Linked DNA regions of Homo sapiens: all the other regions are linked to region 3. Evidence: read pairs that join two places in POLR2A ChIA-PET (ENCODE). Cell type or tissue: OCI-LY7. All regions are shown on one strand. Each heading gives the region's core, and the rest is flanking DNA. Links, peaks and the distances in the headings are about the cores only. Region 1 overlaps SEC31A (SEC31 homolog A, COPII component). Region 2 overlaps THAP9 (THAP domain containing 9). Region 3 overlaps LIN54 (lin-54 DREAM MuvB core complex component).

Region 1 (11,097 bases), core at 1,527-9,526, 110 kb before region 3:
GTTTCTCGTACGGAATTTTAGGTGATTCATGTCCTGCTACAGGCTCTCCTTGTGCTCTACAAAGTCTGTCACGAAGCTGCATGATATTTGGCTAAAAAGGATTGGAAAAACAGCAGACTGTTGAGAGTTCACCCAGGTATATGACAGCATGTTAATTTTCTTAATCAGATTATTCATCAAGATATCCCTTTTTGTTCATAATGCTGGGTATTATACAATAGACCCTGACACACAGATTTGACATTGTGCTTTCTACTACTCAAGACTGGCACCAAAGGTCCATGACATACAGTGCAACTTGTAATTTAACTGAGGCAGAGATCTGAGTTATACCTACCTCATGGTTACTATGCAAGACCAATATCACTTATTACTACTCTTTTGATGTTTTCTTGTGGTTACCTAATGCTCATAAATTACAAAACTACTTTAAAAACTATAACTAAGGCCAGGCGCAGAGGTTCACGCCTGCAATCCCAGCACTTTGGGAGGCCGAGGCAGGCAGATCATGAGGTCAGGAGATCGAGACCATCCTGGCTAACACGGTGAAACCCCATCTCTACTCAAAATACAAAAAATTAGCTGGGTGTGGTGGCGGGCACCTGTAGTCCCAGTTACTCGGGAGGCTGAGGCAGAAGAATGGCGTGAACCAGGGAGGCGGCACTTGCAGTGAGCTGAGAACATACCACTGCACTCCAGCCTGGGCGACAGAGCAAGAATCCGTCTCAAAAAAAAAAAAAAAAAACTATAACTAAAAGAGGCCACCAAAGAGAATCAACTACTAAAGGTGGTTATTGAAGAAAATGGTGATTTAAGAAAGAGATGAAAATGTTAAAAGAGATTTTTGAAATAAAGATTAAGATGTGAAATTCAGATCTGTAGCTCATACAGATCTACATGCATAGAGACTTACAAAAGTATGAGGTGACCCTATATATGCTCTAAGTATTAACAAATAACAAAAAGGCAATGTGTTAAAATGTTTCAGCAAGATTTTAGTATCTTTAAAAATTATACATTCCTATATATTTGTTAAAGGTTTAAAGGGATCATTTAAATGTTTTAGGCATATTTTATTTGCCTTTTGGGGGGGAGAATTATATATTACAATGCTATCACAAAGTCTCAGGACGTATTCCCCCCACCAAAAAAGGCAGGGTCTACTGAGATAAATAGGAAACAACATCAAAATTATGCTTTTTGGCCTAAAGAATGTTCTTTAAAGTCCAAAAAAAAAAAAGCATGAAGAATAATGTATAGAAAATGGATGTGCTTATAAATGGTACTGAAAATGAATTAAGCTAGATGAGCTACGGGTCTTAAAGCAAATTAGTCTTAAGATAAAGGTTCTTATAATATACCTCAATATAACTATTTACTTATAACTTTTTACTTATTAGGTAAAAAGTCTTAACAAAACTAGTATGCCAAAGTCACCATAAAGGAAAAGATTATGTATCAGCTATTCTATCTAACATTCCCATCAACAATTCAGAAACAAATGAGATGGATCTTACAGCTAAGTGTATACAAAACCAACTAGAGAGTCCTACCTCCATAGTCCTGGAGAATATTATGTACTTTTACTCAATGAAATTTATCAATAATTCTCTAAAACAGACAAAATACTAGAAACAATTGACTAAAAAAATACATAAAATACAGAATAAAGTGATTAATAAAAAAGTACAGAGACAAGACTGTATCTGCAAGGCTCAAAATCAAGCTCCATCAGACACAAAATGCAGATATATTGTTGTGGAAAAGTTTCCTCAAACCTCACCCGTACTTTTACCCATGCTCCATAACTGGGTTTGGGTTTCCCTTTGTTGGGTTCCACAGCACCAATACCCTTATCACAGTACTTATATCACACTTCTGGAATCTCATGTTTACTTGTCCATAGCCAAATTGAGTTTGGAGGCTTCCTAGAGGAAGGATCTTGGCAATCTTATTCACCATTCTATACCCACTTGTTGAATTGAATTGAAACAAGTATAGTTTTGCCCAAGTTTTATTGTGCAATAAGTAAGGACAATCTAATTAGTTCCCTCTGCTCTGAATACATAAAAATATACTTGCCCACAGACAGTATCAAACTAAAATGGCATACAGAATGAACTTCAATACTATCTGGGATGGAACATATGGGATTTTAAAAATGTTAACAACTCCATTTGTTTGATTAAACATTAACATTTATAGCTTTTTGACATAAAATATTCCTACAAAGAACTTTGTATGAAGAATCAGCATTTGGCTTTAGAAATAAAAAGTTGGTCTTTTCCCTGTTCATTTTCCTAAAATACTATGTCGGTACAAAGGAATCTATCGCACTGCAAGATTATCCTATCTCTCTAACACAGCTTAGATACACCTAAAATGATCCCTGAAGAATTGTCAATAACATTTACCTGCAGTCAGGTTACAGAAATTCAACTGCTCCAAAACATTCTACCTACTAATATGTTTACATCTAATGCTAAGTGTTATCTACTGGACTCACCTTACTCAAACATTACAAAAATGGTCAATTCTAATTACCTGGTTGGTGTTGTCAGGAAGAAAAGCCAAGGCTGCAGCAATACTGCCCTGAGCTGCCAACAAATTGGCATACTGACTCATCTTCGCAGCCAAGAGAACTCCTACAGTACTAGTGTCCATGGCTTGAGTGAGTTGCACAGCTTTTCGCAGGATGACAACTTTCTCAATCAGATCCTAAATGAAAAAAATGAGTAACAAACAGAAATATCAAGACCATGTATGAGAGGAAGCAGGAAAAGATCAAGAGTTACTAAGATTTCTAAAACCCACTAAAAATATAGTACCTGTTATCATCCCTCCTAGAAAAGTACAGCCACTATTTAGGTAAGTGAAAAAGTAGTAAGGAGGAAGAAGGCCTCTTACTTATGGATAGGGTAGGATAGGAAGGTTACCACCTTTTCCTAAATATCCTTAAGCTACCAGATACTTGTCTAGTGAGCTAAAACAGGCAAATACTCAAAGTGAAAATGATAGGCAGATGTCTAAAGGTAGAAACTGTGTTCTAGCCTGTATGGGAGGAACTATGAGTGAAAATATCTGATATGGTTTGGTTGTGTCCCCACCCAAATCTCATCTTGAATTCTAGCTCCCATAATCCCCATGTGTCATGGGAGAAACCCAGTGGGAGGTAATTGAATCATGGGTCAGGTTTTTCCAGTGCTGTTCTCTTGACAGTGATCTGATGGTTTTATAAAGGGCAGTTCCCCTGCACATGCTCTCTTGCCTGCCACCATGTAAGACGTGCCTTTGCTCCTCCTTCACCTTGAGCCATGACTGTGAGGCCTCCCCAGTCATGTGGAACTGTGAGTTCATTAAACCTCTTTTTCTTTATAAACTACCCAGTCTTGGGTATTTCTTCATTGCAGTATGAAAATGGACTAATACAACATCACACCATCTATCCTATAAAAATAGTACTACTATGAGGTGACCCATAGACAGAGGCATGTGATTTCCAAAGGAGTTTACTATTTTAACTCAAAGCTCTCATGTGCCATTCAATACCAAATCTTTCCACAATGGGGAGCTATGCTTCTGGTAGAAAGCAGAAGGATAGCCTACCTTTCTGCCTTTCCTAAGTGCATAAATCCAAAAGGGTAAAACAAGTGTTTTTCTCTGAGAAGCTCTTAAAAGGAAAACCTTGATTTCCTACCCATTTTTTTTGTTTCAATAGAGTGATCTTTAAAGCACTGACTCTGTTGAGAAAATCTCTTTCCAGAAAGAGAAATATTATATGGTAAAATTATCATAAGCCTCTTTGATTTAAATGCTTAGAAAAAAATATCTAATATATAGTTAGTACCTGAGAATAGTCCCCACATTTTCTACTTCCTCTCTTGCTTGTGTATTGGTGTCACATGGCAGTGGTCCCCAACCTATTTGGCACCAGGGACTGGTTTCGTGGAAGACAATTTTTCCACAGGCCAGCAGGGGGGATGGTTTCAGGATAAAACTGTTCCACCTGGCCTGTTCCATAAGGTATTAGATTCTGATAAGGAGGATACAACCTAGATCCGTTGCATGCACAGCCCACATAAGGGTTCGTGCTCCCACGAGAATCTAATGCCACCACTGATGTGAAAGGAAGCAGAGCTCAGGCAATAATGCTCGTTCACCCACTGCTCACCTCTTGCTGTGAGTCCAGGTTCCTAAGAGGCCACAGAAGGGTACTGGTTTATGGCCTGGGGGTTGGGGACCTCTGCTACATGGGATTCCATTTACCTCTCACTTTCATTTTCCTTTAACCATAAAGATTCTCTACTGGCATTGGGGATGCCTCCTATTCCTTTACCCACATTGCTTCTTTCTTTGCTCATGGCAGGCAGAGCCACTGGAAGCAGACAGAGGAGCACACAGAAAAAGAGGTAAACCCTAGAGCTGTTTTCAATCCTCCTGCCACCTATTTCCCCCAATAAACTCACAAATCACAACCATGATTTTACAACAGCTGCAACCCCATTTTCCTATCCTATCATCTCAAACTTTGCTTCTTCAAAGATAGCAATAAATGCATATAATTATCCAGCAAAAGAAGTTCTTGAATGTATAGAAAAAATGAACTTATAGATTATAACTTGATGATAAGTAGGGTGAAAGACAACACTAAAAATTAAGTGCCTTTTGTTTCAAAGATACTACCTGAAGTGACAAAGGGTGGCTTCCATCTTGAGCTTTAGTCCAACATGCAACTAATTTCTCTACATTCCCTGCACAAATATAGCAGAGACATGCTTGAGTCTGCAGGAGGCTATCTCCTTCATTTTCAAGCCTGGTTCCCAAAAGATCTGTAAGTAAGAGGAAAATAAAATAAGATTATACCCAAGGCAATCTGTATATGAGGCTGTGAGCAGCTAAATAATATTTTCAGAGGCATGGATTAAGCTTCATAACCAATGAATAGCATAGAGAAACAAAATCACTCTAAATGCTCAGTAAATATGCATTTGTTAAATGAATGGGAATGAAAAATTGTATACAATAAATGATTTTACAAAACTATTATCTAACTGTACAACTAATTTTTATTAATTAAATTAGAAAAACAATAAATGGGAACAACATTTGAACAAAAAAACCCTAAAGGCACATTTGGAATAGATTTATCAATGTTAGCTAAGTCTAGTATAAATTACTTATAAAAATGCAGTTATGGCTGGGCATGGTGGCTCACGTCTGTAATCCCAGCAGTTTGGGAGGCTGAGACGGGCAGATCAGCAGAGGTCAGGAGTTCAAGACCAGCCTGGCCAACATGGTGAAACCCTGTCTCTACGAAAAATGCAAAACTAGCCAGGCATGGTGGTGCATGCCTATAATCCCAGCTACTTGGGAGGTTGAGGCAGGAGAATCACTTGAACGCAGGGGGTGGAGGTTGCAGTGAGCCAAGATTGTGCCATCGCACTCCAGCCTGGGCAATAAGAGCAAAACTCCGTCTCCAAAAAAAAAAAAAAAAGCAGTTAGTATTTTGTAATTTTTATATTCTTATAATTATTTCAAGGCAGCAAATGGCTATTTGTTTTTATACTAGTAGCCTTAAGCTTTTCTTGCAAATATTTATTCCTTGGCCACCAGTTTAGTCATGGCCTATAATGGTAATTTCTATTCTAATGTTATTATTAATTTTATCATAGCTAATATTTATTAAGTGAGAGTTACTTATGGTCTATTTCACAGATGAATAAACTGAGGCTTAGAAAGTAGTTCTTCCTAGATCATACAGCTACTAAGTAGCAGAGGCAAGATTCCAACTCTTGTCTGTCTGAAACCAAAATCACTAGTAGATTTAAAAAAAAAAAAAAAAGAGTAGGTATGAAGACGTATTTAATAAATCTGAGAAAGGCACTGAAATGAGAATTTTTCTTTTTTGTGATTTGTAGATTTTAAAAAGTTTCTAATAAAATTTGTCATTTAAGTTTATTTACAATATACCCTGCCACGTATGTAAATGCAGTTAAATATAAAGCACATCTCTTACCACAAAGGGCTGAAAATTCATCCGGCTTTGCATAAGTCAATACTGCAGCTAAAGCCTCTCTCCAATTTTTAAGATCACAAGACTCAACAATCTCTTTCCAGTTCTTCATCACCACTGCAGTGATGAGCTTGAGAAACGAAAACAAAGGAAGAATTAAAAGTCTTTAACATAGCAATAAAAATTAATTCTGACTAATTAATTGTGTCAAGTATTTCATGCCAAATGCAGCAGCAAAATGAAGTATAATTTTGAATCAAATGACATAATAATGGTATTATTGTTCCTCAAGAAACAACAGCAACAACAAAAACAACTGACAACATATTTCATAAAGTGCTGAGAAGGAAAAATATAAGGTGCTATCAGAACCTTTAATAGAAAGGTGTGACCTGGTCAGATGGATCAGGAAAAACTGCCCAAGCATGTAGACTTTTGACACGTGATCTGAAGGACAAGCAGGAATTAACTTCATCAAGAAGGAAAAAGCCTTCCAGGCCAAGGGAACGACAGATGCAAAGTTCCAGTGAGAAAGGAACATGCAATGAGTGAGGGAGGAACTACAAGGCAGCCACTGTGGCTAAAAGATAACCGAGGAGAGACTGAGATGAGATGAGGCTAATGGGACTCAATACTGGTACAACTTTTATGAAAACTAATTTCAATAAAAATTACTTTTTTTATGATGTAGAAATAACACCAAGTAACCACAAAAAAGAATGAGATCGTGTCCTTTGCAGGGACATGGATGGAGCTGGAAGCCATTATCCTTAGCAAAATAACACAGGAACAGAAAACCAAATACCGCATGTTCTCACTTACAAATAGGAGCTAAATGATGAGAACATGTGAACACATGGAGGGGAACAACACACACTGGGGCCTATTGGAGGGTGGGAGGAGAGAGAGAATCAGAAAAAATGATTAATGGGTCCAAGGCTTAATACCTGAGTGATGAAATAATCTGTACAACAAACCCCTATGACACGAGTTTACTCTTAAGTTTGTTAGATATAACAAACCTGCACATGTACCTCTGAACTTAAAATAAAAGTTAAATTCCTCTTCTATGACTACAGTTCAATTTAAATAATCAGAAATTTGTACAAGTCTTTAGGCACAACAAAGGTGTTTATCACTATATAAACAAGCGTGTTTATTTCTATTTGGAAAATACTGGAAACTACCTAAACATAACAAAATAAGGGAAACATTACATCTTCTTACCATGAAATATTATAGAGCAATTAAAATTTTGGGTTTTTTTTTGAGACAGAGTCTTGCACTGTTGCCCGGGCTGGAGTGCAATGGCGTGATCTCGGCTCACCGCATCCTCTGCCTCCAAGGTTCAAGCGATTCTCCTGCTTCAGCCTCCCTAGTAGCTGGGATTACAGGTGCCCACCACCACATCCGGTTAATTTTTTGTATTTTTAGTAGAGATGGGGTTTCACCATGTTGCCAGGCTGGTCTTGAACTCCTGACCTCGTGACCCCCCCACCTCTGCCTCCCAAAGTGCTGAGATCACAGGCGTGAGCCACTGCGCCCAGCCGCAATTAAAAAATTTAATAAGGCCAGGCACGGTGGCTTATGCCTGTAATCCTGGCACTTTGGGAGACCGAGGTGGGCGGATGACCTGAGGTCAGGAGTTCGAGACCAGCCTGACCAACATGGTGAAACCCCATCTCTACTAAAAATACAAAAATTATCTAAGCATGGTGGCGGACGCCTGTAATCCCAGCTACTTGGGAGGCTGAGGTAGGAGAATCGCTTGAACCCAGAAGGTGGAGGTTGCAGTGAGTCAAGATCACGCCACCGGACTCTAGCTGGGGTGACAGAGCAAGACCCCGTCTTTAAAATTATTAATATATACAAAAACAACAAAACTAGAATAATCATGCCAAAATGCCAACAACTATTTCCAGGTCAAGGAATTATGAATGAGCTTTTAAAATTCTTTACTGGTTTCTGCATTTCAGTTATCTATAATAACAGTGTATTGTTTTTATAATTAGAAAGATAAATACGTTATTGCTTATTTTTAAAATAACATACCCTGGTAATTTTGCTTTGGGATTTTGCGAAGTATTTTTTCTGGGTTCGAGCCAAGAGTTCTTGTCCACCTGCTATGGCCAATATAATGGCATCGGCCATGCGGTTATCATGTAAACAAAGGTCAACAGCACTCTCAAAATTGCCCGTCAGCAAAGCCTGAGTAATTAAACCATCAATGTCTGCAACAAGAAAATAATACATCCAAGTTAAATAGAGTTTTTGTTACCAAAACCAACAACAAAGTACTACATCTATCAATTTTTATATATATACATGAATGGAGACCACAACACTAATTTCTGATTACTAGTGGATTAATTTCTAACACAAGCTATTGGTATTTATGGAAGAGGTCTACAGAAATATGCTGAGATAAATACAAAATAATACATTTTCCAGATGCTTTAACTGGATTATCAAAGATCACCTAGGTGTCTGAACACACCAGCCTTCCCAAGGCACTGATCACATATACTGTACTAAAGGAAAAGTGAGTTCTTTCTCACACTCTACCACCTGTGATAAAACTTTTTTTTTTGAGACAGCGTTTCACTATGTTGTCCAGGATAGCCTCAAACTCCTGGGCCCAAGTGATCCTCCTGCCTCAACTTCCCAAGTAGCTGGGACTATAAGCATGCACCACAGCACCTGACTTGAAGCATTTTAACTTAAATGCAGGAACTATTTGTTTTCCAATGGTTAAAAAAAATTAGAAATCAAAACCAACAAGTACTTACCCCCACTGACAGAGATATTAAATGTTCCTCCAGATGAGGGTAGAAATTCAGATTCTTCTTTTTCCTCTTTAATGTGCTAAAGAGATGAAAAAAGCAACAATTTAGCCAGAATAAAACTGTGGAATGATTTACTGACAAAAAAAATTTACACATGATTCTTCATCTACAGAGTAGATGACATACCAAGTTATTCCAGAAAAGTTCTCAGATCCAAATTTACAACTAAGATCTATGCCTTCCCTAAATATTACCTCCCATTATATAATCATAAATAAAATCCAAGGTCATGAAGAATACTGGTTAAACAGGCTGGGCACAGTGGCTCACGTCTGTAATCTCAGCACTTTAGGAGGCCAAGGCAGGCAGATCACTCGAGGTCAGAAGCTCGGGACCAGCCATGCCCAACATGGTGAAACCCCATATCTACTAAAAATACAAAACTAGCCGGGCATGGTGGTGCGTGCCTGTAATCCCAGCACTTTGGGAGGCTGAGGTGGGCGGATCACAAGGTCAGGAGATCAAGACCATTCTGGCCAACATGGTGAAACCCCGTCTCTACTAAAATACAAAAAATTGGCCGGGTGCTGTGACTCATGCCTGTAATCACAGCACTTTGGGAGGCCGAGGCGGGCAGATCACGAGGTCGGGAGATCGAGACCATCCTGGCCAACATGGTGAAACCCCGTCTCTACTAAAAATACAAAAATTAGCTGGCGGCAGTGGTGTGCACCTGTAGCCCCACCTACTCGGGAGGCTGAGGCAGGAGAATCACTTGAACCCAGGAGGCGGAGGTTGCAGTGAGTTGAGATTGCGCCACTGCACTCCAGCCTGGCGACAGAGCGAGACTCTGTCTCAAAAAAAAAAAAAAAAAAAAAAAAAAAAGAACACTATTAAATAAACTAACATGTACATATTCATTACTGGTATCTCAGTAATGAGGCTGAAGAATCTTTGTTTTCTTAGGTAACTATGAGTGGCTCAAAATATGGAAAATATATTATTTATTTATTTATTTATTTAATTTTATTTTTTGAGACAGAGTCTCACTCTGTCACCCAGGCTGGAGTGCAGTGGCGCACTCTCGGCTCACTGCAAACTCTGCCTCCTGGGTTCACGCCATTTTCCTGCCTCAGCCTCCCGAGTAGCTGGGACTACAGGTGCCCACCACCATGCCTGGCTAATTTTTGTATTTTTAGTAGAGACGGGGTTTCACTGTGTTAGCCAGGATGGTCTCGATCTCCTGACCTCATGATCCGCCCTCCTTGGCCTCCCAAAGTGCTGGGATTACAGGCGTGAGCCACCACGCCAGGCCGGAAAATATATTTTTAAATTATACTATTTTTAAATTTTAAAACAAACCTACTTTTACACATCTAAGAATTCCTGTCCACTGGATTTGATTATAAAGTGTTTTTGTTTTTAACTGAATCATAAAAAAAAATGAAAAAAAAATCACATGGTACCCATAACATAAAAGTAATATAAGTACATTATTTATTAATACACTTAAATTCAAGTATACATTTTGTGTTTACTCAAATTAGTCATACCTGGAACAGTGGGTTAGTCTGGTAAAAATATACACAGTTCTGTTATAAATTTCTGAGACTACCTGCAAGACTGATTAAAAATAAACTCAATGCTTTCTTTAGAAGAAATATAATGGGGGCATTTTGCTGGCAAATAATTTTAAATGCTTTCTCTCCCATGCATAAAAATTCAAAATAAGACAAAAATATATCAGAGATTAGAGATAAATTTTTAAAGAAAAACAAAGCTTTCTTACATGAGATGAAATATCTGTCTTCTGTGCTATGTTATCTACACATCTGAATGTAAATATCTAGTATTCAAGTTCAGTGGCATTTTAGAACTGGGTAATTTTAATGCAGAGTACAGCACTGCACCATCTGCAAATACACTTAATTATTAATGTTGACTATTACAGGAGAATATCTATAACCCTAATTCCCTTTCCCCAACTAAAGAGAAGCATTTGGAATTTAAAAACTAAAAGAAATTAAGAATTTAAGTTATTCACATTAAGGAATAAATCAGAGACACTGATCTAATTACATTCATTAACAAACTTGCATAAAAATATTTTTTTTTTTTTTTTTTGAGACAGGGTCTCGCTCTGTCGCCCAGGCTGGAGTGCAGTGGCGCATTCTCAGCTCACTGCAAGCTCCACCTCCTGGGTTCATGCCATTCTCCTGCCTCAGCCTCCCAAGTAGCTGGGACTACAGGCGCCCCACCACAACGCCTGGCTAAATTTTTGTATTTTCAGTAGAGGTG
Region 2 (10,272 bases), core at 379-8,378, 63 kb before region 3:
TCCTCCATTAATTGGATGGTCTTATTATTTGAAGTGAGGAGGCCGAAAGGGAAGGCAGTTTAGGACAACGGTTGAAGTGTGTGTGTGGCGTCTTCCTGAGCACGAGTACAGATCAGTTTTCTCCTGTACTGCCTGACATTGCAAGTTCTTAAGTGCTGTTAGCCGAGCTGTGCAAGGCCGGTCCGATTCTGGCTGGATTTGATCATGGCAGGGAAGTTTCATTTGGCTCGACAGTGGGGAAGAATTTCAGATCAGTCTTATCTGAACTCATATCCATGGTTCAGACTGGTATAGGTCATTCAGTATTCAGGGTACACTAGCAAGTAGAAAAGTGGGTAAAATAGATCCTCACAGACAAAAGGAGCAGATTTATGGAAAGATCAAAAAGAACTTTATGGTTGGAAAGGGGGGGTAGGAAGAGGGTAGTTAGGAATGGCATGGGAAAATGTAAAGGATAGAAAGTGCAAATATAGAGGAGTGGAAAAGTACCTGAGAAACCATTTTAAAAATGTAAATGCCAGGTTAAGGAGTTTAGAGTATGTATGGTAGGCTATGTATAAAATTCATTGATTTTTTTTTTTTTTTGTTTTCTATTTTTTAAATAGGGCTGATTCCTCCACCTAAATTGTTAGCAGTGTGAACCAACTCATTGTGTATGTGAGACCATAATTGATTTGGGATTTTTCTTGTGATAGAGGTAGTTTTAAACTAGGGAGACATGAATTCCAATTTTAATTGAGTATTTACTGATGTCTGTACTTGGCTCTGGGTCTTGGTTTCTTCTTCTGTAAGAGGAATAAAAACCTGCCTTGTAGAATTTTGTAAAACTAAAACGTAAGACTTTATAGCATATGTAACGCACAAGGTAAATGCTTTAAAAATGGTATTATTACCAAATTAATTTTTTCCAGAACTCAAAACTAGTTATGCTAGTTAGATTACAATATTTCCCAACATTTTCCTTCTTTTTTTTTTTTTTTTTTTTGGAGACGGGGTCTCACTTTGTCGCCCAGGCTGGAGAGCAGTGGCACTATCACAGCTCAGCGCAGCCTCTATCTCCCAGGCTCAAGTGATCCTCCCACCTCAGCCTCATGGGACTACAGGCACAGACCACCATCCCGGCTTTTTTTTTTTTTTGGTAGAGATGAGGTCTCAGTGTGTTGCCCAGGTTGGTCTCCAACTTCTTGGCTGGGATTACAGGCATGAGCCACCCTGCCCAGCCCCAGCCTTTTTCATAGCATTTTACGCATAGGAAATAATTGTTCAATACTTTGGGGCAAACCTACAGCACTGTTTGGGGCTGCCTTCAAGTAACTACTCAGGTGTCCCAGCCCACCCCATGGACTAAGAATATCAACAGCTGTACTCACTAGGCATACCTGTTGGGAAGCTTTGCATCAGAGGACCACGCTAGTAATAGAAGTTGTTGGACCAGCCAACTTTTGAGGGTTCCTTGCACGTTTAGAGACTATACCCAATCTGTGGAAAAGCTCCCTTGCAAAATATGTTCCATGAGTTAGAAAAGAACTCAGTGAAAAAAGATAGATTTGCCCCAACTTTATTGGAAAAAGAATTCCCTGTTCATTTGCCCTTGATCAAGTATCATCATCTTCTTAGAACAATAAAATTATAATCCCAGAAATGGAATTAGTTGTTCTTAGGAAAGATCGAACTTTGGATAGTACTTTACAGTTTACAAAGTGATTTTGAATACATTTGTAGCCTCATACACTCTTACTACAGCCCTGTGAGGAAGTTCTAAGATTGAGAGATGTGTCTAATACCATATAGCTGGTAGAAGGTCACTGAAGCTTAAATACAGGTTTTCCAATTCAGAGTTCTTTCTCAAGGTGATTTAGAGAGCATATCAGAATTATGTTTTACCATGCTGCTATATTTTTGTAGCATTTAGCTGAGAAATAAAATTTATACCAATCTCAGTTCTAGTAACTATGTGTTTTAAAGTCTAAATTAAAATACACAAAAAGCATAGTTACCTATAAGTCTGTCTCTAAGATAACGTCAAAGAAGAAGGGGCAGAAAGAGTAGTTTTGTGCTTTTTATTGTGTTAATTTCACAAGTTTCTTTTTCTTTTCTTTTTTGAGATGAAATCTTGCTGTCGCCCAGGCTGGAGTGCAGTGGCACTATCTTGGCTCACTGCAACTTTGCCTCCCAGGTTCAAGCGATTCTCCTGCCTCAGCCTCCCTAGTAGCTGGGATTACAGGTGGGAGCCACCAGGCCCGGCTAATTTTTGTATTTTTATTAGAGACAGGGTTTCACCATGTTGTCCAGGCTGGTCTTGAACTCCTGACCTCAAGTGATCCGCCCGCCTCGGCCTCCCAAAGTGTTGGGATTACAGGCGTGAGCCACCACGCCTGGCCGACAAGTTTCTAAACATAATTTGGCTTGGATTGAAAAATAAATAAATGCAAGGTAATTTTTATAATCAAGGCTAGGAAAAAGTAGTGCCTTTAAACATGAAAAAACAATATAGTAAATATACTTGTCTTGTTTTCTACTGCTGCATAACAAGTTACCTCAAAATTCAGTATAAACATTTTTATCTCACACATTTCTGAGGGTCAGGAATTCAGGAGTGTAGCTCGATGTTACAGTATCTCATAAGATTGCACTCATCTGAAGGCTGAAGTCACCTGCTTTCAAAAAGACTAACTCAACATGGCCTTTGACTGGAGGCCTCAGTTCCTCACCAACTAGTTTTCTCCACAGGACTGCTTTATAACATGCCAGATACCTTACCACAGAGCAAACCATTCTCTACAGAGAGCAAGGAGGAAAGCTTGTTCCTTTATGACGTAGTCTGTGGTCACTTACTGTCACATGTTCTTTTTCCATTCCTTAGCAAATCACTAACTCTAGCCCATACTCACTCAAGGGGAGGGGAATTAGGCTCCCCCTTTTTTTTTTTTTTTTTTTTTTTGTTACGGAGTTTCACTCTTGTTGCCCAGGCTGGAGTGTAATGGTGCGATCTCGGCTCACTGCAGCCTCCACCTCCGGATTCAAGAGATTCTCCTGCCTCAGCCTCCCCAGTAGCTGGGATTACAGGCACCCGCCACCACGTCCGGCTAATTTTTTATATGTTTAGTAGAGACGGGGTTTCACCATGTTGTCCAGGCTGGTCTTGAACTCCTGACTGCTGATCCTCCCGCCTCAGCCTCCCAAAGTGCTGGGATTACAGGCATGAGCCACTGCACCCAGCCAGGCTTCACTTCTTAAAAGGAAGAGTACCAAATAGTTTAAAATCACTACAGGAAAGGAAAAGATGCATATATTCTTTAACCATTTAAATTTGAGCAAATTCTATTAAGTGTAGGAAGTGAAGACAAAATATAGTAGGATTTTTAATATGGGAATTGCCCCTCTATGATTGACAAAGAAAAATCAGATATTGAACCTTTGGATTAAAAAAAATCAAAGAACTTTGAAAAATGAACTAAGTAAATTAAACTTTTAATTCACTTGGCTTTATGTTTCTATAAAGCAGTAAAATAATAGATGGGTTTATATAATAAATACTACTGTAATAGTACTATAATGTTTTCATGTTAATGGAACTTTAATGTGATTGTCATAGATTTCCAACTGATACCATACAGCGCTCAAAATGGATCAGGGCTGTTAATCGTGTGGACCCCAGAAGCAAAAAGATTTGGATTCCAGGACCAGGTGCTATACTGTGTTCCAAACATTTTCAAGAAAGTGACTTTGAGTCATATGGCATAAGAAGAAAGCTGAAAAAAGGAGCTGTGCCTTCTGTTTCTCTATACAAGGTATTTAAATGTAGGTGTAAGTCAACAAAATGAAAATTTACAGAGCCTTTAAAAATCAAGATAGCCCCCATTATAGCTAGAATTTGCAGACAAAAAAACCCAAGTCTTAAATCCAGTAATAGATTTTAAATGCTTTGAAAATTTAAAAAAAAAATTATATATATTAGCATTTGTTCTGGAGCTTTTAAAAAACTATATAAATGCAAATCATTTGTCTAGATATATATAAAGGTTACTAACCAATTGCAAAAATCAACTGGTAGATATAAATAGCCTTAGAATACAGGCTTTTGTTAAGTATGAGACAGCTTTCATAGTACTTTGAAATTATCTATGTTTTTTGGTTCCTCCTAATAATGTTATTTATCTTGATCAAAAATATACCTAATTATTAACATTGATACAGGAAGTATGTGGGAAATAATGAAACTTTCTATGAGTGAGTCACCAGTATTGGTATGATATTCTTCTGTTTCCTATGACTGTTTTTATTTTATCCTTTTACCCCTTAACCACAACTCTGACACATGGGCTTTCACTTTCTGCACAGTCTGTGATAGTCACCTAACTGTTCTATTCTGACACTAGCCTTACTTTCCTCTTAATCGTCAGTCTCCTTCTTCCAGTATTGGTTTATCTCATTCCCCTATTCGGAAGTATTTAGTTGGTGTCAAATTCAAACTCACCAAGTCCCAAGAGCTTCCTATTAACTGATTTGTACATTTTTAACTGTCCTGAATTATCTTTTCAAACCATATATACTTACTATATATGTGATAAATTTGCTTGCTTTCATACTTTTGTGTAAAATCAATAATGGCTGCCATGTGTTGAGAGCTACAATGGTCCAGGCATTGTACTAGGAGATTTACATAAATTCTTATATTGTATCTTCAAAAGAATCCTGTATTATTATCCACATTTTACAGATGAGGACACAAGGGATTGTAGAGCTTATGTGACAGCTAATTGAGGGAGCTAAGATTCAAACCCAGGTCAGTCTTAATTCCAAAGCCATGCACTGTCCACTATGCCTTCTTTTTTGCACAAATAACTTCTCTGTCACCTTCATTAACCATGTTATTGTACCTTCTAAGAACTGCTTAAAACTCACTTCCATGAAGCCATCCCAGTTTACTACCACCTTTCTCTAGTTACTTTATTTCAGAAACTTTCAACATCATATTAATATTTCTGTGTAGTGCAAAAAAAAAAAGCCTGTTTATATTACCCTATAAACTATACATTAAAACATTCAGAGATTATGACCTTTTCTTTCCTAACTAACTCTCCACAGCAACCAGATTAGTGCTTTGTATTTAGGGTATTTTTACAGATACTCTTCTATGTGATTATTTCTAAAATAACTTTAATTTTATATATCTGTCATAGATTCCTCAAGGTGTACATCTTAAAGGTAAAGCAAGACAAAAAATCCTAAAACAACCTCTTCCAGACAATTCTCAAGAAGTTGCTACTGAGGACCATAACTATAGTTTAAAGACACCTTTGACGATAGGTGCAGAGAAACTGGCTGAGGTGCAACAAATGTTACAAGTGTCCAAAAAAAGACTTATCTCCGTAAAGAACTACAGGATGATCAAGAAGAGAAAGGGTTTACGATTAATTGATGCACTTGTAGAAGAGAAACTACTTTCTGAAGAAACAGAGTGTCTGCTACGAGCTCAATTTTCAGGTACTTCCCCCTAGTAACCTGTAGTATTTACAAAAATAGCTATTTTTCTGAGGTACCATTAAGTATTTATTTTGTTCTTGCCTATGAAAACATGCTTTCAGTTGGGAAGTGAAAGTCTCAGTAGCTTAAGAAGAATGAAAATTAATCACCAAAATTCTTTTGTATCTTATGGTTTTCCAGTTATAAAAGTAACATTTATTATAGGAAAAGCAAAGAAATATTTAAGTAATTAAAATAATGTTAATCCCACTACCCAGAGATGAAACCATATGGTTTATACCATTTTCTGTTCTGCACTTATCACTTTTTGTAGTAGCTCTTACCCATTTGCTACTGCAAATTCATTATAAACAGTTTTAACTGCTACATAATTTTACCAAAGTCTTTTTGCAGTAGAGTTGTACTAGTTTGCAGAATTTCTTTGAGCTTGGAAATTGTGTATCTCCACATTTTTTTCTAAAATATTCTATAGAGTAGACTATAAACCCATGGAAAGGCTACCTAGTCCTCTTTAGAGTGAACTAAGATCTTTGAAGAAGGGCAAAATAAAAATTGCCAACTTGTTCTTTGATGAAAGCAGCAGAGATTTGGATTTACATTCTAGGAAAAGAGAAATGTGTCCTCTTTTTAGAAAAGAGTAGCTATCTCCAAAGGAGATGAATATTTTATGTTTTTCCAAGAGGGGACTAGAGGTCATAAATAGGAATCCCCACCAGGAACAGAATTTTTTTTTTTTCTCTTGATATTAGGCAAGATGGTCTGTTCAGTCTGAATAGTACCCTATCCCCAGAAATGTTTTTCATATCTAATTTTCACCCTCAGATAAATAGTAAGCAGGGAACAAAATAAAATAAATGTCCTCATTTTATTTTCTTTTCAGTTCCTCTAAAAATCTCTCCTCTCAGGCTGCCACTGAACAGTAAAACATAATTCAAGTTGAAAATTTTTTCTTCCCTCTAGTGAAATGATTCCAGATGAACCGAATAAATTGGTCAAGGGGTCCTAAGTGGATATTAACCTCTGAATAGACTTAATCAAAATGCAACTATATTTGTATTTGAATTCTGATGCCCAGTGCATTTTATATCCAAATGCTATAATCTGTACCTGAAAATTTTACTATTCATCACAAAGAATAAAAAAATTTATTTTAACAGATTTTAAGTGGGAGTTATATAATTGGAGAGAAACAGATGAGTACTCCGCAGAAATGAAACAATTTGCATGTACACTCTACTTGTGCAGTAGCAAAGTCTATGATTATGTAAGAAAGATTCTTAAGCTGCCTCATTCTTCCATCCTCAGAACGTAAGTGAATTATTTTTTTATTTTTTAAAAGTGACTTTCTTGTCAGGACATCTTGTTGATTGCATGTTAATTACTCTTTAGATGTTAAACCATATTATTCTTTTGTTGCATTTTACTTATTAAGGCTATTAGTACTCATACTCCCATTTAAAAAAAGAAAAAATGGACTAATGAAAAAATGGACTCCCATTATTAGCCCATTTTTGTTCTTCAAAAACTTCTAGGTAGTATTTGCCAATTATCACAACAGCAATATTTTCACCAACAAAATGAAGACACATAGTATGACAAGTTTTTTGCATCTCCCAGACACTCTGGGTGGATAAAATTTGAATCCTGAAATATTGGAATTTCTAGTATACTTCAGTAGTTTAATATCTGACGATCCTGGAAAATCTAGAACAGTTCTGGATTGATCGCCATTGGTCTTAGGCAAAGCACAAAAAAATCTGCGTTTTTCATAAGCACTGCAGTTGATGCCAATTAGGTTGTCCAGGAAACAGATTTTGATAAATAATTTTTTAGGATTTGTGATTAAAATGGATAGATATAATTCTCTTAGTGTGCAGCAAATAACAATGATTTTCTAGTAATGTCTTATAAATTTAATACTGAATTCTTAATTTTTACTGTTTTTACCACTAGTTTTACAGATTCCTTTTTTTGTTTTGGAGACTGAGTCTTGCTTTGTCACCCAGGCTGCATGCAGCACAGCGGCACAATCTCGGCTCACTGCAACCTTGCCTTCCAGGTTCAAGCAATTCTCATGCCTCAGCCTCCTACTGAGTAGCTGGGATTACAGGCATGTGCCACCACACCCAGCTACTATTTTGTATTTTTAGTAGAGACGGGATTTTGCTTTGTTGGCCAGGCTGATCTCGAACCCCTGGCCTCAAGTGATCTACCCGCCTTGGCCTCCCAAAGTGCTGGGATTACAGGCATGAGCCACCATGCCCAGCCTAGTTTTACAGATTCCTTTTTTTTTTTGAGATGGGGTCTTGCTCTGTCGCTCAGGCTACAGTGCAGTGGTGCGAGATCTTGGCTCACTGCAACCTCCGCCTCCCAGGTTCGACCCATTCTCCTGCCTCAGCCTCCCAAGTAGCTGGGATTACAGGTGTCCACCACCATACCCGGCTAATTTTTATATTTTTAGTAGAGGTGGGATTTCACCGTGTTGGCCAGGCTAATCTCGAACTCCTGATCTCGTGATCCACCCACCTCGGCCTCCCAAAGTGCTGGGATTACAGACATGAGCCACTGTGCCCAGCCCAGATTCCTTTATAAAAAATTATAGATTTTCCTCTATACACACTATTACAATAATACTACCAATAAAAGATTTAAAAATAATTGACCTTCAGAGTGGGCTGCTCTTCTAATTGACCTTCAGAGGGCTGCTCTTCTAAAAAAATTTAAAGAGGAAAAATTTATTATTCCCATACATTATATATAAATAATTACTGTTAACATTTAGAGTATTTCCTTCCTGTGTGTGTGTGTGTGTGCACTTAGATTTATTAGTGTTTACATAGTTATGATCTTTTGTAAATAAATTTCCAACCAGCCTTTTATTACTTTATTATGTATGCCTTTTATCTGTAACGTTATTTTGAACTCTTTATAGACAAGTTTTAATAGCTGCATGATATCAGGTAGTCCTACCCTACTTAACTCTGACATTCTCCAGCTATTGGACATTTCTATTGTTTACATTTTGGGGTTATAATTGTTTTTTCATATATTTTGATGAACATTTGTATATAAGGCTTACTCTTTCATAATGTGATTTTACCATTCAAGCTAGATATTATACTTATTTATAAATATTCACTTTTTGCTAAGCAAGAGAGTTTTATAGGTACTGTGTTGATAATTTCTCCTCCTATACCTTTTTGGTTTTTTGTTTTCTGATGGTTGTACATATTCTGGGGGTACATGTGATATTTTGATGCATATATATAATTTGTAATGATCAAATCAGGGTAATTAAAATATCCATCATTTATAAATCCAAACATTTATCTTTTCTTTGTGTTGAGAAGCATATACCTTTTTAATCTCTTCACTGGTTTTAAAGCATTACTTAATGGTATTTCACTATGGTTTATATAAGAGATTTCAGGTAACTTCTTATCTTTTCTTTTTCATGGTTTTCTTCATTTCCCATAGTTCTGCGTCAACTCCTAGATTAAATCTTCCTGGTAATTCCAGCGCACATTTATCTTTTCTCTCTTCATGTCATTTTGCATTTTGTGACCTTTGCTGTAACATTATATATTTAGATTTATAATTCCAGTACTTAAACAGTTGCTCATTTCTTTAGGTACTTTGCCTATAAGTAAGGTATATTGTTTAGTATGATAGTAATATATGTTTGTTATAAAACATTCAAACAGTATATAAGTACATAAATACCAGAAAGTGAAAAACATAGTACTTCGCTTCCCCTAATCCCACAAAATAACTACAGTTAGCAGTTTTGTGTATATCCTCCAAGTTAAATAAAAAAAAAAACCTATTTACCTACCAATAAAATTTTGTTTTAGTGTTCTGTTATATTAATGGTATATAGAGCCTCCGTTTATTTTCTTATATTAATGTAAGATTATATTATATTAATATAAGATTCTTATATTAATGGTATATACGTTTCCATTTATTTTCCCATATAAAAAGTGATGTTTTTAACACAGTTATCTTAAGTATTAGATCTTTATAATCATTATATTTAATATTTATTCAATAAATATTTATTGATCAGGAGCGGCCAGTGAGGCAGGAGGAAAACCAGGAGATTGTGATGGCCTGGAAGCCAAGTGTAGAAAGTATTTCAAGGAGGGAGTAGTCCACTATGTCAAATGCTGCTGGGAGATCAGGTAAGATGAGGACAGAGAATTGACCATTGGATTTTGCAAGATGAAGGTCATTGATGACCATGACAAAAGCAGTTATAGTAGAGTGGTGGAGAGGTAAACCTGGCTGGAGTGGGATTAAGAGAGACTAAAGGTGAAGAAGCAGAGAAAATGATTGTGGGCTCTTCCATGGAGTTTTGCTATGAAGTAGAGCAGAGAAGGGTCTGTAGGTAGAAAGGAACATGCATTGAGGGGAGGGTGTTTGTTGAGATGGCAGATGTCCCAGCGTGTTCGCATGTTTATGGCAATGATCCAAGAGAGAAAAGAAAATTGGCGATGTATAAGAGAAATGATAATTGCAGGAGGATGACATCCAACACTACTGTGGAAGGAAGTATGACCTTAAGGTATTGGGACAGTTCATCCATTGAAACAGGAAGAAAGGCCAGAAGTACAGATAAAATAGGTTAACAGATTTGGTAGTAGGAAAATGAGTTTTGTCTTTTAAAAAGATGGGGTCTCGGCTGGGCACAGTGACTCATGCCTGTAATCCCAGCACTTGGGGAGGCTGTGGAGGACGGACCACGAGGTCAGGAGATTGAGACCACCCTGGCTAACACGGTGA
Region 3 (11,097 bases), core at 1,923-9,922:
TCAAAATTATATTAATTGAAACACAAAGAAAAAAAAAACTAGGGAGAAAAACAATTGAGCATCCAAGAGCTGTGGAACTCTATTAAATATACTAAAATCTTTAAAACTGAACTCTTAAAATGAGAAGATCAAAGTTAAGTTTAAGAACTATTTGAAGAAAAGTGACCCAAGTTTTCTGAAAGTAAAAGACATCAAATCATAGATCCAAGAAGATTTCAAATCAGAATATATATTTAAAAAAGAAATGAGCAACAACAAAACACACAACGCACATTTAGACACACAATAGTCCAAACGCAGAAATCCAAATATAAAGAGAAAATCTTGAAAACAGGAAAAAAAAAGACATTATATACATAGAAAAAAGTATTAAAAATTACAGTATACTTCTTGCCAGAAACAATGCAATCCAGAAGGCAATAAATGACATCTTTAAAGTACTCGCAGAAAAACTCTCAATTCTTTACCCAATGAAAATATCTTTTAAAAATAATGGCAAGATACAAATTTTTCAAACAAGCAAAAGCTGAGAGAATCTATTGTCAGTAGTCTTTCATTAAAAGAAACATTTTAAAAAGTTCTTTAGAGATGAATTCGACACCAGCCTGAGATTTGGACCTACCCAAAGCAAGGAAGTATATAGGATATGGTTAAAATGAAAGCAAATAAAGGACTTGTTTTTCTTATTTTCAATTGCTTCACAAGGTAATTTTGTCTAAAGCTAAAACAGTAAAATGGGTTATGGAATTTATAACATGTAAACATAAAATGTTTAACAACAATAGCATACAGAACAGGAGGGAGAAATCGGAAACACTCTATTGTAAGTTTCTTACCCTACATTAAGTAATATAAATTGGAAAGTAGACTGTGATAAGTCAAAATGTATATTTGATTGTAGAGCAACCACTAAAAAAAAAAAAATCTTTGTACTTATAACAAGCCAAACGTGGAGATAAAATAGAATCATGAAAAACTTCAATTAACCAAAAAAGGGCAGGAAAACAGTTAAAGAAAGAACATAAAGATGAGACAAAGAGAAAACTAGTAAGGTGCAAGATTTAAATCCAATCATATCAACAATTACATTAAATATAAAGGGTTTAAAATATTTTTATATTGACCATGTTATATAATCACTTTGCTAAATTTATAATTTATACATTAATTCTAATAGTTCCATAGTAAATGCCTTAATTTTTTATGTATATAATAATGTAATATGTGAATTATGACATTTTTTAACTTTCTTTTGAACCTCTATACACTTATTCCTCCCTCCCTCCTTTTTTTTTTTTGAGACGGAGTCTCACTCTGTTGCCCAGGCTGAAGTGCAGCGGTACAATCTTGGCTCACTGCAACCTCCACCTCCCAGATTCAAGAAATTCTCCTGCCTCAGCCTCCCAAGTAGCTGGGACTACAGGCGTGTGCCACCACACCTGGGTAATTTTTGTATTTTTAGTAGAGATGGGGTTTCACCATGTTGGCCAGACTGGTCTCAAACTCCTAACCTCAAATGATCTTCCCGCCTCGGCCACCCAAAGTGTTGGGATTACAGGTGTAAGCCACCATGCCCCCCAGCCACTTACTCTTTTTTCTTGCCTTATTGCATTAATTCAGACCTGCAGTAGAATTAAACAAGTATTGAAAGTGGGAATCCTTGTTCAACACTGTACCATTACATAAAGTTTGATATATTTTTCTCCCTTTTCAAATTATGAAAGTGTCCTTCTATTTTTGTGGGTTCAAGTATTTCAACCAAAATGGAGGTTGGATATCAGGATTCTTCTGCAGGTATTAAGACTGTCATAAAATTCTTTTTCTATTATTGTAAATTAGATGGATAGATTTTTGGCTATTAAGCTACTTTGTTAAGGATGAGCTTGCTGTTAAGTGAATGAAAAAAAATTTAACCCAGGTGATTAAAAAGCTTTATTGCTCAAAAAAAAAGAAAAAAAAGAAAAAAATTTAAAAGGCCGGTGCAGTGGCTCATGCCTGTCATCCCAGCACTTTGGGAGGCTGAGTTGGGTAGATCACTTGAGGTCAGCCTAGCCAACATGGCGAAACTACATGTCTACTAAAAATATATAAATTAGCCGGGCATGGTGGCATAGCTACTGGGGAAGCTGAGGCAGGAGAATCACTTGAACCCGGGAGGCAGAGGTTGCAGTGAGCCAAGATCGCGCCACTGCACTCCAGCATGGGCAACAGAGGTGAGAGTCCGTCTTCAAGAAAAAATACTCCATCTTCAAGAAAAAATAAATTTTTTTTAAAGAAAAATTTTGAAGAAAGCTGTATTTCTTGTATTTCTGAGAGAAATTGAAAAGGGCCATGTAAAAAATAATACTAAGAGTCTAAGAATAAGATTACAAAAGTCACATTAAAGTAAAAGATAACAGCATTGCTAAAATCTAATCAAGAATAAAGTAAAACAAGCAGAATCACATTTTTATTAGTTTAATGCTTAGTTGCATATCTAATAAATATTGAAGAAAACCGAGGATTACTTTAGAAAATAAATATAATAGAATAAATCTGTCCTGTAATAAGAGACAATTACAATATAAAGTAAATTGAGAAAACACTAGCCATGCTTGATTTCCCAACAACAAACCTAGTAACATTAGATTCAAAGCTGGAGGAGGGAGTGAAAACAGTCTGAAATTGTAATGAGAATAATCATGGGAAACACCTAGGCTTCCAGGCCTGGAGGCATAAGAGCTGAAGGAGAAAAAGAGCTATCACTTAATAGGTCTGCAGGTGAAGCAGGGTCCTCAGGGAGACCCAGGTATCCATTACAGCAAGGAGATAAAAGGAACATTCAATGAAAAGGTTGTGAATTTAGGGAATTATTATTTTGATTATGAACTCCAGAAAAGGCACAGTGGAAGGACTTCAAGAGAGGCATGGGTGGAAAAGGGGTCAGAAGATAGCAAGAGCTTTAAGGAGATTAGATGCGGGAGATGAAAGATGATCTCAGTCGGGGTGGTTGAGGCTACCCAGTATCAACAAAGATAAATAATGAGAGGAGTCTCAGCAGACTCAAGGCAGATAGCAGTGAGACTGTTGAGTGCTGGTGGGTAGGGAAGGGTGAGTGCTTCAGCTTTCCTTTTGGCCTCTATCAATAGAAACAAGGAGATCTTCAGCAAATCCTCACTTTTTAGTCATTTTCGTAATTGACTTTTCTATGACATTTGAAATTGTGGCCTAGTATCCTTTTTGAAATTATCTTCCCTTCACATTTTGTTTAGTTTCTACTAATAACCCCCTTATCATTTACTCTCTCCCACTGGCTCCTTTTCTTCTACTAACACTTAGTATTTTATGGTTCAGTCCTGCTTTTCTTTTCGCTCTACATACAATCTGATGCTCCTTGGGTGATTTCATCTATATCCATAGTTTCAGTGACTGCCTACATTCAGTTTCACAATGGACATCCTCGTCTAGATAATCTGTGGGTACTTCAATGACAAAAATGTCCAAAAACTAAACATCTCTCTGCCCAAGCCTATAGTACTGCTATATTCTAGTATGAGATAGGATGGGATATTTTCTGCTATCTCAGAATCTGGCTGAAGTGAGGCCCCAAAGCTAAACAAAAAATGACAAACTCCTGCACACTCTAAAAAGGACATCCATGCCAGACTTACTAAACGATGGTATCCCTATCATCTACCTCCTATTAAAAAAAAAAAAAAGACAGAAATAGAAGAGAATTTGCAAACATGGAGAATGCCAGGGCTTTACATCTCAGTGAGGGGGGAAAAAAAACCAACAAAAAAAAACACCTCTGAGACAGAGTAGGTGACAACTGCAAGGAGAAACTGACATCTGAATCTTTAGGTTTTTTTGGTTTCGTTTACTTTTTGAGACAGTCTCATTCTGTCAACCAGGCTGGAGTGCAGTGGCACAATCTCAGCTCATTGCAACCTCCGCCTCCCCGGTTCAAGCAATTCTCCTGCCTCAGTCTTCCAAGTGGCTAGGATGTGCCACCATGCCCAGCTAGTTTTTGTATTTTTAGTAGAGACAGGGTTTCACCATGTTAGCCAGGCTGGTCTCGAACTCCTGTCTCAGGTGATCTGCCCACCTCAACCTACCAAAGTGCTGGGATTACAGGCATGAGCCACCACACCCAGCCCCGACATCTGAATCTTTTTTGGCTATCAACTTATTAAGATAAATAAGCTTAGCCGTTACGTCTGTAATCCCAGCACTTTGGGAGGCCGAGGCAGGCAGATCATGAGGTCAGGAGATCGAGACCCTCCTGGACGACATGGTGAAAACCCATCTCTACTAAAAATAGAAAAATTAGCTGGGTGGTGGCACATGCCTGTAATCCCAGCTACTCGGGACGCTGAGGCAGGAGAATTGTTTGAACCCAGGAGGTGGAGGTTGCAGTGAGCCGAGATGGCGCCACTGCACTCCAGCCTGGTGACAGAGCAAGACTCCATCTCAAAAAAAAAAAAGAAAAAAGAAAAAAAAGGAAAAAAGAAACTTAGCTGTATCTTGGTTTAACCACCAGAACTAAATGCAGCGAGAGTTCCTGGGATAACCTGACAGATATCCTCAAGAGTTTATTCAGAGAATATGTGAACACAGAAACTGGTCCCAGCCTGGAAAATTCTGCAAGAAAGAAGATGGCTGCAGCTGTCACAATGGTAGGGCAAAGATTTAGAGGACAGCAGTTAGGCAAGCTGCACTTTTACCACTGGGTTCTAGAAGTTTCCCACTGGCCATGTAGATGCTGCAGAAGGGCTAAGACATCTTGATGGGACCCTGCCAAAGCCATGTACCTTCTGGAGTAAAGGTACTCAGGAGTGCCAGACGTAGACTACAGGAATGAAGAGCTAAAGGGAGGCTGCAAAAGGCAGCTGGAGAGTACACCATATCCCTGACAGGGAACTTGGCAATGTGGCAATAACCCACAGGAAGGGCTCCAAAAAAACCATCCTGAGTGAATATCTCCATTAAGTCCACATTTGGACACCTGTCACACAGAGGGCACCAGAAGCTGGATTACAATAGTCTCAGTCAAACAAAACCTTGTCCTTTCTCCTTTAATCTTCCTTCTGATCAGAAGACAAAATCAGAAAGGGAGAGGAGGTTGAAGAGTGACGAAACAGATCATGCTCCTCTTCTCCACCGCGAATCCCTGAGCCATGGTTAGATCTCACCTGAACGATAGATAAGCTTTCAACCGGATGTAAGCTTTTGACTGTACATTTCACACCTGTGAATTTTAATAACCAAAACAAGCTTGTTTTTGTTTTTTGTTTTTTTTTTTTCTGGAGACAAGAGTTTCGCTTTTGTTGCCCAGGCTGGAATGCAATGGCAGGATCTCAGCTCACCGCGACCTCTACCTCCTGGGTTCAAGCAATTCTCCTGCCTCAGCCTCCCGAGTAGCTGGGATTACAGGCATGTGCCACCAAGCCCAGCTAATTTTGTATTTTTTTTGTAGAGACAGGGTTTCTCCATGTTGGTCAGGCTGGTCTCAGACTAAAACAAGCTTGTTCTTATAGTTAAGTGTAAAATCTTGCCAAGAGTCAAGAAAGGAAGATCCAATATGGCAGGGCTAAAGTCAAGGATGGGAAAAAAATAAAGCCAGTTCCTATTCGTATGTCATCAGGTATAAACCATATACCAGTCAAATTAGTCCATAGGGCTACCATCTACCCCGTTATCTAAGTCAGAAATACAGGAGTCATCCTAGATTCTCCCCCTAAGATACTGAACCTCTTTCAACACATCTCTCTTCCTCTTTAGCCCCTGAGCTACTAGTGTAGTTCAAACATGAAGTACTGCAATAATCTCTTAGTGATTCTCTACCCTGGCCTACACTTTTAAAAGATTAAATTTAACACACAGGCCGCAGCCTAGAGATTCTGATTTAAATGGGGTCAGGTAGGGGCCTGCCATTAGTTTTCTCAAGAGGTCCCCAGTACTAACTGCAGCCAAGGTTGAGAATCACTAACCTAACTGGTCTCTCCCACAATACAGGCTCACCTTCCCCCAAACTATCTCTCATAATGCCACAAGATTCGTATTTTTAAAAATGCAAATTTCATATTATTTATAGCAGTGGTTCCCAATCTAGGCTACCCACTAGAATCACTTAAAGAGCTTTGTAAAATCCTGATACCAGGTCAAGTCTGGAGAGATGAAAACAGAATCTCTGGGGATGAGAACTAGGCGTCGGTATTTATTAAAACTCTCCAGGTGATCCCAATAAGCAGATAAGGGCGAGAATCACTGTCCTAGAAGCAATGAGAAGCCACAGAAGTCCAAACTCCCCTGAAGATAAAGAAACCGTCCATCTAACCTTAGCACCCTCGGCTCTCACACTGCAAAAATCAGTGAGGCTTCCTGAAAGACCACACTTTTACACCTTTATGTAAAGTATCACCTCAATCCAGAAATCCCCTTCTGCTCATCTGGAGCTAAGTCCAACCCACGTTTAAGGTTAAGACCTTTCAAGAATAAGCTCCTTTGTATAAACCTTCCCTGCCAAACACACAGCAGTCATTAATCCATCTATGACCATTGTAATTCTGTAGGACAATTTTTAATGTTTCAGTCTAACTACCTTATTGAATTCCTTGAAATGAAATACCTTATCTTATTCATGTTTTATCCTCAGTGCCTATCACTATGCATGGCACAGTTACCCTCAAATTTCTGCCAAATTCATTCAATTTAGGGAAAAAGTTATGCAGGTAGAATTTGACCTTAATAAACTGTATGAGATAACATATTTGTACATTATAGTCAAGGCTCATTAAAGAAACCAACACCTGGACTTTAAAAAATGTAAGGCAAATGTTTAACGTTTGTTCTATTTATGAACAGTAACAAATCAAAGAAAGCAGGTGCAAAGGGCAGTATTGTTTCCAGAGTCACAAGCGTGAAACCTAACAAAATAATAATGCTTGGCTTTCTATCTGAATAATATGTCCTTTAAAACATATCTTTTTCAAAATGTTATGCTGGTATAATAACAACTGTATGTTTTAGGAAAGTGAGTTAGATGACTTACTTTGCCTCACAATAAAATAAGAAAGCATTTGAATGCTTCCAATAAAATGTATTCAAGCTTAAACAACACTGATAATATGGCTACCAGCATCTGATGGCAATTTCTACTACTCTGGGTCCTGTTACCAAGCAAAAGTTCAGATCTCCATTTTTTAAAGTTACATTTAATATTTTATATCATAAGTCTATATGTACCTTCCACAAATACAATAATTTTGCTAAAATATTAACTAAAGAAGAACTAAACACCTACATTATTGAATTTATTCAAGATTTTGTTGTACCCACATTCATATGGGCTATGGAAATCATATTCACATGCAAAATGATTACTATGTTACTATGTGTTTAAAGTAAGCTTTTTAATCTGTCAGACATCCTTGATTACTAAATTAATCCAGTATTCATTGAATGTCTATTACTTGCTTGGGAATGTACTAAAATTGAAGTATCTGAAGTGACTAGTAAGAAAATAAAGGCATCAACCACAATATTTGGTATTTGTGGCTAATTTATTTTTTTACCTTATTTGGCGATTTCAAAGGTGAGATGGCTATTTTATTTGGTGTCTGTGTTGTAGAATTTAAAGTTGATCCAATAACACCACTTTCAGATATTGTTATGGTCTTTGATGGAGTTCCGGGAGTAGACTGTGAAAGAACCCTACCTGCAAATGAGAGGCAGCACATCAGTTTGACTTTTTTCAATAATAGTATAAAAATTTATGTGATGATGCTCTACACTCACAAGGACTGCAGAATGTATGTTTGTTATTTCATGTCAACACTTAATGAGGCACTAATGAACTATGGTAAACCTAGGCAGAACTAAACAAAACACTACTTCTTAGTAATACTTAATATCAGCTTACATTAAACTCTACAAAAACAGTTTAGTTCATGTGTTCATCAATACTGTTGTTATATCCATCAGAGAGAAAGCTCAGGGCAACTAAGTAATGTGCCCTGTGTAACACAGCTCCTGAAAGTCAGAACATGAACCCAAGTCTTAAAACTTCAATCTCTGTATTCTACTATCTATAGCTGTCTTCCCATATGAACTTAAACCATGAAGGTACAATTGAAATCCACACTTATAAAACAGATAGTTATTGGACTAACTTAAACACTGAAAGGTTTAATACTACCTGATTTTAGACTGCCAAAGGGGATAAAAAAATGTTTTTTCTACCCACCCCGGCCAGATTCCATATTGTGTTCCCTTCTGGACAAGACCCTTCAGGAACAACCATGAAAAACTCTAGTGTCTGGATGCTTGGGGAACTGAAAACCATATTACATTGAGTTGAAATATCAGGAATTTTTATCCTAGGTAAGAAAAGACTACAAAGACATAACAGATCTTCAAATTCTTGAAGACTGTGTGATAGCCATTATTCCCATTCACCAAGTATTCTAGCTTTCTTCCATTCTGGACACATGGTAGAACTACACTTGCACTTCCTACCACTCCCACCCCATCTTGTAGTTAAGTTAGAGTCATGTCACTACTCCTGGCAGACGAGTTATGAGTAGAAGTGACGTGTGTCATTCTTGGGCCACAGCATTTATTACTGCCTATGCAAGACCTTCCAAAGTTTATTTTCCTCTGCCATCTGAGATGGCGGCTCCTTGGTTAGCCTGTGTCCCTGAGTTGCTATGAAGAGAAGATACCTTTTTGAACCCACAATGGTCATATAGATAATCAATTTTTAAATTTTTTTTAAATTGAATTTAAAAAAAAAAAACAGGTTTTTTACCCTTCTGAGGTTTGGAGATTATTTTGGCAGAAAAACCAAGATTATCCTAACTGATCCAGGCTGTCAGGTTAAAGGATTAGAACCAATCTGTATCACATCAAATGCAGAGAAACAGAAAATATTTCAGCTCAGCACTAAGAAAGAACTTCTAACAAAAATTTCCAACTGAAATGACTATTTCAACACAAGTGAGTTTCTAGTCACTAAAGGTGTCCCAGGCAGATGCTGGATAATCAAATATACCGGCTAAAGAGGAAAGTCAAGCATCTAAGAAGTAGAGAAGATTGATAACTAAATTATCTCTAGAATCTGCTCTAACCTTTAGATACTATGATTAAACTCATAGATCCAGCTAGAGATGAAGGAGAGAGCATGACAGTGAGGAGAAAGGGAAAGAGAGAAAGAAGGGACTTTCACTTTAGACAAAAATAAAGAACTAATGCTTAGCAGCTTCTGGGCCATTTTTCCTGACAACAATGCCAAAGTATGCCTTTTGTTTTGTTTTGTTTTGAGACAGGGGTCTCCCTCAGTCACCCAGGCTAGAATGCAGTGGCGTGATCATAGCTCACTGCAGCCTTGAACTTCTGGGCTCAAATGATCCTCCCATCTCAGCCTCCTGAGTAGCTGGGACCACAGGCACGTGCCACCATGCTTAGCTATTTTTTTTTTATTTTTTTTAGACAATGGAGTTTTGTCATGTTGCCCAGGCTGGCACAGTTTCTTTTTTAAAAAGTGAATCAAGTTTTATCCCCATCTATGAATTTTTAAAGTATTTTCAATACAATTTTCAAAATTTCTTTGTAGTACATAGATTAATTTTAATGACATTCTGCCAGGTTTTTTAAAAACCTGAATACATCATAATTACATAAAGTCAATTCTAAATAAACCAAACGAATCTACATCAAATAGGTTTAGAGAGCCGCCCTAAAGTATTCAGCCTGCCTAAAGTAACATGTTTGTCTATTCTGGTTTCCAAAGCTAATACCTGTGAGATAAGTATGAAGCCCCAATAACCATTCTGTTAAGAAAAGAAATTACCAGTAAAGACACAGTTTCATAAAATGTTCATTATTTATAGCCACTGCTATAATTTCATGTGTTAGGAATTACATATCTTTCAAATAATATTCATATAGAGCTGGACACAGTGGCTCACGCCTGTAATCCCAGCACTTTGGGAGGCCGAGGCAGGTGGATCACGAGGTCAGGAATTCGAGACCAGCCTGGCCAACATGGTGAAACCCCGTCTCTACTAAAACTACAAAAATTAGCCAGGCGTGGTAGCGTGCGTCTATAATCCCAGCTACTCGGGAGGCAGAGGTTGCAGTGAGCTGAGATTGCGCCATTGCACTCCAGCCTGGGCAACAAGAGCAAGAATCCCTCTAAAAAAAAAAAAAAAAAAAAAAATTCATACAGAAAATCCGCAATTCCTGAGGATAACTGGTATCAGAAAAAGGCAACTTGATGTTAATTCACTTAAAACAGGAACAAAAGTTTCATTATAAATTACAAAACTAAAAGTAATAAAACTTTTACTATCTTTCTGTGGCCTACGTTTTTTAAAAATTCAGTTTATAATTGCAACTATACTAACTCTTAAGATGAACAAAGAAAAAAATCAGCTGTTGAGTTTTGGGGAGAGAGATTGCTTCTGAAAATTTGGACGACAGCAAAATGATAAATTATGTCGATAATGATAAATGGGCACAACATACTCATAAAGCAGGTCATTTCTACCAAAATATTTCTAGATTTCATCAATTTTCCCAAGAACCTTGATATCCTTTGAAATTCAAGTTATTCTTTTTGAGGGTCTGCTTGGTTTTCATCCTGGTAGCATTTCTGATTATCTAATCTAACCTCCAAATCCCTATTTATCCTTAGTTCCACTGATTCAAGCAAGCATGCAAGTTACATAATTTGACCTTGAAATTAATTTCTGTTGTCAGGTATTCTCCAAGAATCAAAAGAGACACACTCCATAAAGCCACATATTGAATAGGCTGGGGCAGGAAGCTAGAATATTTGAGTAAGGCCAAATTCTTTAAGAGATTAATTTTACATTGTGATGAAGCTTGCTCCCATGAAGCAACCTTCTACCTTGAGAGGTGTGATAATGAGAACCTCTATTATCTCATGTAACCATTTCAAGTCTTGTCAGGTGGCTGGTATCTACATTTTACTAAACTAAGATGAACAAAATAATGTATTTACCGAAGATCATAGAGAAAATCAACAGAAGACCCATGACTGAAAACCCAAGTTTCCCAATAGCTCCTACTGTATCACTATAGTGCCTCCAT

The links. Peaks named below come from ENCODE experiments on the same cell type or tissue, not always from the same donor. Only the 100,000 strongest peaks of a DNase experiment are listed, where the experiment ranks them.
Region 1: POLR2A ChIA-PET joins it to region 3 with 12 read pairs; 3 of 35 experiments call an interaction of 5 or more read pairs at or near these places.
Region 2: POLR2A ChIA-PET joins it to region 3 with 12 read pairs; 5 of 35 experiments call an interaction of 5 or more read pairs at or near these places.

Annotation. Positions count from the first base shown.
Region 1 is chr4:82,848,887-82,859,983 of GRCh38, forward strand. It overlaps SEC31A (SEC31 homolog A, COPII component), which reads right to left. Exons shown (of 27, transcript NM_001077207.4): 15 at 8,803-8,878; 16 at 8,066-8,244; 17 at 6,017-6,143; 18 at 4,684-4,829; 19 at 2,545-2,718; 20 at 1-91. Among named protein-coding and RNA genes, the nearest start is that of SEC31A, 37 kb to the right of the region's middle. In OCI-LY7, for the core only: CTCF peaks have their summits at 3,567 and 3,767; a DNase peak (open chromatin) is centred at 3,575.
Region 2 is chr4:82,901,141-82,911,412 of GRCh38, forward strand. THAP9 (THAP domain containing 9) reads left to right here. Exons shown (of 5, transcript NM_024672.6): 2 at 3,596-3,791; 3 at 5,184-5,487; 4 at 6,645-6,795. Among named protein-coding and RNA genes, the nearest start is that of THAP9-AS1, 5.4 kb to the left of the region's middle. RefSeq lists an enhancer at 1-79. In OCI-LY7, for the core only: no CTCF peak of the experiment used is centred there; no DNase peak of the experiment used is centred there; H3K4me3 peaks cover 2,404 bases; H3K27ac peaks cover 2,766 bases.
Region 3 is chr4:82,962,771-82,973,867 of GRCh38, forward strand. It overlaps LIN54 (lin-54 DREAM MuvB core complex component), which reads right to left. Exons shown (of 13, transcript NM_194282.4): 4 at 7,557-7,699. Among named protein-coding and RNA genes, the nearest start is that of LIN54, 43 kb to the right of the region's middle. RefSeq lists a silencer at 3,814-4,017. In OCI-LY7, for the core only: no CTCF peak of the experiment used is centred there; DNase peaks (open chromatin) are centred at 6,051, 6,361 and 6,851; H3K4me3 peaks cover 2,695 bases; H3K27ac peaks cover 7,115 bases.